Linked DNA regions of Homo sapiens: region 2 is linked to region 1. A link is an interaction called in ENCODE POLR2A ChIA-PET data of the cell type or tissue named here. Cell type or tissue: GM12878. All regions are shown on one strand. Each heading gives the region's core, and the rest is flanking DNA. Links, peaks and the distances in the headings are about the cores only.

Region 1 (2,916 bases), core at 180-2,679:
AGTGCTAAGAAGTCAACAAAGGGTAAACTGTTTGCAAATGCCAGATACCAGCTCAGAGCCAGAGAGGAGAGCTAGAGAAGGCAGAATTCAAAATTTCACATGCAGTTAGCAGGTGGTAAGCTGACCTGTCCTTCTAAGAAGAAGCCTTGAGATACAGCCTGGACCAAGAGTTCACAACTACCTGTGATCAGTTAAGGCCCCTGGCTGAGAATTTGCAGATCCTTCCCAAATGCTAAGGTTTCAAACCTTCGTAAACATGAGCCTAAATGTTAGCACTCCTGTGAGAAATCTATGAACAAAAGTGACCACCAGAAGTCTTGGACCATCACTTCCCTTTGCTTTCCTCATCTAGCTCAGTAAAGGAAACAGCCATGGGGTGTTGTAGGCAAAAACTTTGTCTCAGCCTCACAGCAGTCACTTGCCATCTCCCACTCCCCAGGTCTCTGGGGCCCAAGGCCTGGCACTCCCTGGCAGGGCCCCTTCAAATGCTGACCCAGCCTCAGTATTAATGGCTCAGCCCTTGGTGGGAAAGACAAGCCAGCCTGGCAGAGCTGTGGAAAAGGAAGCTGTGATTTGGCTGTAATTCTTCCAAAGGCTACCTGGCACAACTGATATCCTTAATAATTATTTAATAATTGTGTACAGTATTTAGGGAACTTTTTGTCACCTTGCAGGATGATAACCACCATCAAAGTCAAGATATAAAAATCATATAATTAAATCTACAGACATATATTCTGAATGCTTTTCTAAGATAAACGTGTAATTTTGATGGCATTATTTGTGAGGCTTTTAAGATTTACTTTCTTACACATGTGTAAGCAAAAACTAGATTAGCAAAGCCATAATGGGATGCTCCTAGGAAGAGCATGAATTGGTACAGCCTTTTTGGAGGGTAATTTGGCATTATGGATTCAAATTTTAAACAGCAAACCATTTAAACCAAAAGTCCTACTTCTATGTATCTATACCAAAGAAAATCTCAGGCAAAAGTTCACACGTGTGCACAAAAATTTCCACAGCAGCAATGACTGCAATGGCAAAAGGTCAGAAACAACCTGAGTGTCTATCAATACAAAACGAAATTTACTTAACATACAACCATAACATGGAGTACAACTTTTAAAAGTAACAAGTACATTTATCTGTACATATGGACTTGGAAAAATAACCATAATAATTGACAGCTGTAAAAAGAAAGTTGCAGAACACCATGCACAGGGACAGTCTATCTTTAGAAAACAAAAGGGAAAGTATCTATGTCGTGGTTGAGGGCAAAGGGTAGGGGTGGAGAGAAACAAGCAAATGCAAAAGTCCAGGAGTATAAGAAGCAAACTCTCAAAAGTGCTTATGTTTGGGGAATGGTTGGAAAAGGTTGGGGGAGGTCACAGAAGATTTTGTTGCTTATGTTAAAGCACTTCAGTGTTGTCTGAATTTATCACAAGTGTTTATTACTTTTGTGATGACAAAAACAAAAAAGTTTTTAAAAGCTCATAAAATAATAATTTAAAAAAATTTTGGTATTTGCAAGGGCCCCCCTCCCCTAGAGTGACCACCATTGGAAGCTAAGTCTCCTCTCCACCCTCCAGATGTGGCCACAGTGCTCAGAGTGCACTAGCTAGAAGGAGGCACAGACTCATCTGAGGAAAGACTCCAGAAGGCAATGGTCTCAAGTTCTGAGAAGCTCAAAACCCTTGCCTATTTCAACAAAGACTCTGCCAAAGGTCAACTATTTAATTATTTTATTCTGAAAAAAAAAAAAAAAAAAAAAAAAAACTAAGTGTCTTTTATTTTTCAAATTTACAACACCATAAATTGTTGAATTAAAGCAGTTCACTTGATTGCAACCCCCCTTCAATAGCAGCTATAGAAATTTATATCCTGCATTATTTAAAATTTTATGTTGCTATATAAGCCTTGCTGAACACTTTTTAAAAATTGTTAATGAGGAAATCCCACAGAGAGGAGAGAAGGTAATTCTATTAAATCCAAAAGAGCCTAAAATACTATTATAGCCATTTGGGCTATCATAAGAATGACAACTTAGCAAGTAAAATATCCTTCCTACCTATGGTCACAGTTGCTAGTGGAAATAATTCTAAACTGATACACAGTATCTAAGGGGTATTAGTTATATTAAGCAGAGACTACAAACTCTATTCCTACAGGGGCCAAGCAGGCCATGGAAAGGTACAGTGAGGCTGGGCCAGCCGGAGGCAGGCTGGAGAAACAAGCTCCCAGGGGAGGGACCACCACTCTTCCGCACTGCCACAAGGAAGACGGGCCCAGGCCCACTAGACCTTTGATTTTTTATGAAGAGCTGGAAATCTGGATTTTGATTCAAAAATCTACCCATTTTTAAATGTTGGCCACTAATTTAAACATCTTAAAACACTATGAGTGCTGAACAAAACACATCTGCAAGCCAGATGCAGCCAGGGGGTAGACAGTTTTCAACCTCTGCCTGAAAGTATCTACGTATTTTTTAAATGGCTAATTTGGCTCACTTTTATTTCAGAAAGATGGGAAGAGGCAGAGTAATGGCAGGGAATGGAGATAAAAAACAAAACAGTCAAGTAGTTGCTATTAAGAAAGTATTTCTAACATACTTGTGAAGACAATGGTAGCTGTTTGTATCAAATTCTAAGGAAATTGTTTATATTTATTTAGCTATACAAGGCACAAAACTTGGAGAGGGAGAATTTCTCAGGTCTAGAGTAAATAATAACTCAGTGCATTGCCCACAATTTACTGTCAATGAACCTCTAAGAACTTCTGTCAGGTATTGTTTACCATAACGATTTTAAACAATAGTGACCATTGAAATAATGGCTCTTCTTTGCCAGGTGCTGTCCAGGCATTTGGCACCCAGGGTCACCAATGTGGGTCATACATCCACTGGACAAGATTCCAATA
Region 2 (2,916 bases), core at 204-2,703, 210 kb after region 1:
GTTTCTTTTCTGTGCTATCTCAGGGGTAGGCAGTGAATCTAAATTAAGGAATTTTACTGGGCTCAGAAGTAACATTGTAAGTGCTCATATGAACTCATTCAACAAACATCGATTGAGCAGCTACTGTGCAGCAAGTACTGTGGCAGAAAATGAGGGTAAAATATGAGTAAGATGTAGTCTCTGCTGCACTCAGGGATCTCCCAGATTAGTGAGGGGAAGGGATAAGAAAAGAGATGCCAACATCAGTGATACCTACATCTATAACAAAGAGTACTCTAGAGGTACTAGGTACATGCCTAGAGATTTCCATTTATTTTTCACATAATACTGAAATTGACTCAGTACTGAATTTGACTTAAGTTATTTGCCCAAGGTCACATAGCTGGCTGACAGCGGAGCAGAAATGTGAACTTAGACTAGCCTGGCTCCAATTCTGTGCTCTGGACATCACCCCTGTGGCCTGTTCATAGCATGTCTTGATGCTTTTTCCCTGCCCTGCCCTTGCTGCAGAAACTCCTGACCTGCCTGCTACAAACATAGTTCCCTGGGACACCCCTACCCACAATGTGGAGAGCAGAGAGGCCTTGCTTGTGACAAGAGCTGATGTCCTTTAGCTTTTCCATGTCCCCTGCCTTTAGTGAGCCTAAAATCTAGGAGAAGAGGTCTGACACATGTGCATAAATAGCCATGTTATAGGAATGACAAGTCCGTGACATGGTCCACATTTCTTAGACAATGTCATCTGCCATCTCTCCTGTGCTCTGGTAGCACTTTTTTAATCCTTGACAGGTTCCATACATTGAATTGTACTTATGCACACTTTTCGGTTGTGAGGGCCTCCAGAGCTGTGACTGCGGTATAATTTTATACATCCTGTGTATTTCTCAAATCGAGTCTCTTCATTTCTCAGGCAGAGATTACCACCTTCATGTCTCTTGCCTTGGGTTATTGCCACAGCCTCCTAACAATTTCCTGCCTCAAATCTCTCCCTGGTTTTATCCACCCTTCAGAAAGTAGCCAGAGTGATCTTAAACCACAAAGCTTGAATCAATCCCTTGCTTAAAACCCTCAATGGCACAACATGCCTCTCAGAATGAAGCCAAGCTCTAAGACTGGAACTCCAGGTCCTCCAATGATATCTTGCACATTCTATACTTTGGCAACATTCTCTGGTCCAGCAGCAAGTGCTGCTTGTAGCCCTATTCCAATGCTCCTCAGCTCTGGGCACCTGCTCTTCCTCTACCTTCCGAAAATGCGCTTTCTCTCCACCTTCACAGAGCCACTGTTTACTCATTCATCATGGAGCCCCACTGCTGGACTTCTGAAGTGTGACCTATACTCATCATTTTATGACAAGCAGCTTCTGATGTGTCAATTTTGACCACTAGAGTGAGTTTCTAGGGGACAACCAGGGTGTCTTTTGCATCTGCATCTCTCCAGCATCTACCACAGTGTCTGCAAAATAATAATCACTCAGTAAATACTTGTTAAATGAATGAATGAGCAAGTGAATGATTAATTGTAAAGTACTAGGATGTATTAAGCACCAAATGAGCAGTACAGACAATAAGTGTGAGAGAAAGGAGGAAGTAGTCACTTCCAGTTGGGGTAGCCCCAGAAAGCTTCCCAGATAAGAATAAATGTATGCTAGGCCTTGCAGGATGAGATAACGTGTGCTGGCCCAGTGCCAACTAACAGTTGGCGTTGAATGAGGGTGAAACGAATCTGATCTGGCTGGATGGAAAAAAGTGGGGAGGACATTTTATGGGGACAGGTGGTGGGGACAAAGGCTTTTAGGTGGAAAAACACAAGGCAAGTTCAGGGAATAATCCAGAGACCAGCTGGATAGGAGCAAAGGATTAATAGTGGGGAAGACAGACAGGGAGGAAGAGGAAGTGGGGGACAAATGGTGGACAGTGCAAAGACGTGTGTGCATGGTGTGGGCTTTTGCACAGAGTGGTCAATAACTGAGAGCCACAGAGCTGCCTGCACCTGTCTTTTTCATCAAGGTTTAAATTTGAACTAGATTAAGAGAACCTCTGAACAATGCAAACAAAACACTCAAACAATGCCTTCCAGGGTCGTGGGATGGGGCGGAGTAGGAGAGGTACAGGATCAGGTCGTTATCTAATGTCTCTGTAGTGTGGAACAATAGGCCAAAATAACCCCAACAGGTTCTCATTTTTCTCTGCATCTCTAGTTTTGCCCGAATTAGAGAGCAGCTGAGTTGACCTAGGAAAAAAATCTACTTTGAGCAGGAAATGCAGTAGGGAGGAGAATGGGAAATTCTAAAATCATGCCAAGAGAGGAAATGGCCAGTGCTGGTTGGGCTGAGAAGAATGGGGCCCCTTGCCCTACTTCACTCCTGGTCTGCTCTTGGGAACAGCCTATATACAAGGTGCTTGACAGCACAGGATAGGGACAGAGGGGTACGTGTCATGTTGGCCACTCCTGGCTGTTTGGAGCCAACACTGATATTACACTGTGTCTGGAGAAGGAAAGCAGGCAATGAGGCTGGGCAACACACAGGAGAGCTCTGTCCCATCACCAACTCCACCTGCCTCCCATATCCATCTCAAAGGAGGCAGCACGCTGCAGCGAAGAAGAAACTGGGGAGGGAGTTCAGAGTCAGGAGCTTTAGCCTCCATCTCTGCCGTTTACTTGCCTTTTGGTATTGACCAGCCATTGATACTCTCCAAGACACTGGTCTTGTTTCTCTTCTATTGCTCTAATGAAGAAGGTGGGTTAGGGATCCTCCCAAATCTCAAGGTCTAAGACTCTCCCACCAGTTGGCTGTAATTTGGTTATCCAGCCTCAGCTTCCTATACTGGATTTCCATTCACCCTTTGCTCCAGTCACAGCAGAACATTCCCCGAACCTGCCCTGTATTTTCCTTCCTCTATTCCTTTGTTCACA

What was found. ChIA-PET counts read pairs that join two places held together with the same protein. Peaks named below come from ENCODE experiments on the same cell type or tissue, not always from the same donor. Only the 100,000 strongest peaks of a DNase experiment are listed, where the experiment ranks them.
Region 2: POLR2A ChIA-PET joins it to region 1 with 8 read pairs; 2 of 35 experiments call an interaction of 5 or more read pairs at or near these places.

The regions. Positions count from the first base shown.
Region 1 is chr11:13,317,405-13,320,320 of GRCh38, reverse strand. All of the region lies in intron 2 of BMAL1 (basic helix-loop-helix ARNT like 1), which reads right to left. Among named protein-coding and RNA genes, the nearest start is that of BMAL1, 41 kb to the right of the region's middle. In GM12878, for the core only: no CTCF peak of the experiment used is centred there; no DNase peak of the experiment used is centred there; H3K4me3 peaks cover 747 bases; H3K27ac peaks cover 1,408 bases.
Region 2 is chr11:13,104,256-13,107,171 of GRCh38, reverse strand. No RefSeq gene overlaps it. Among named protein-coding and RNA genes, the nearest start is that of RASSF10, 96 kb to the right of the region's middle. In GM12878, for the core only: no CTCF peak of the experiment used is centred there; a DNase peak (open chromatin) is centred at 1,436.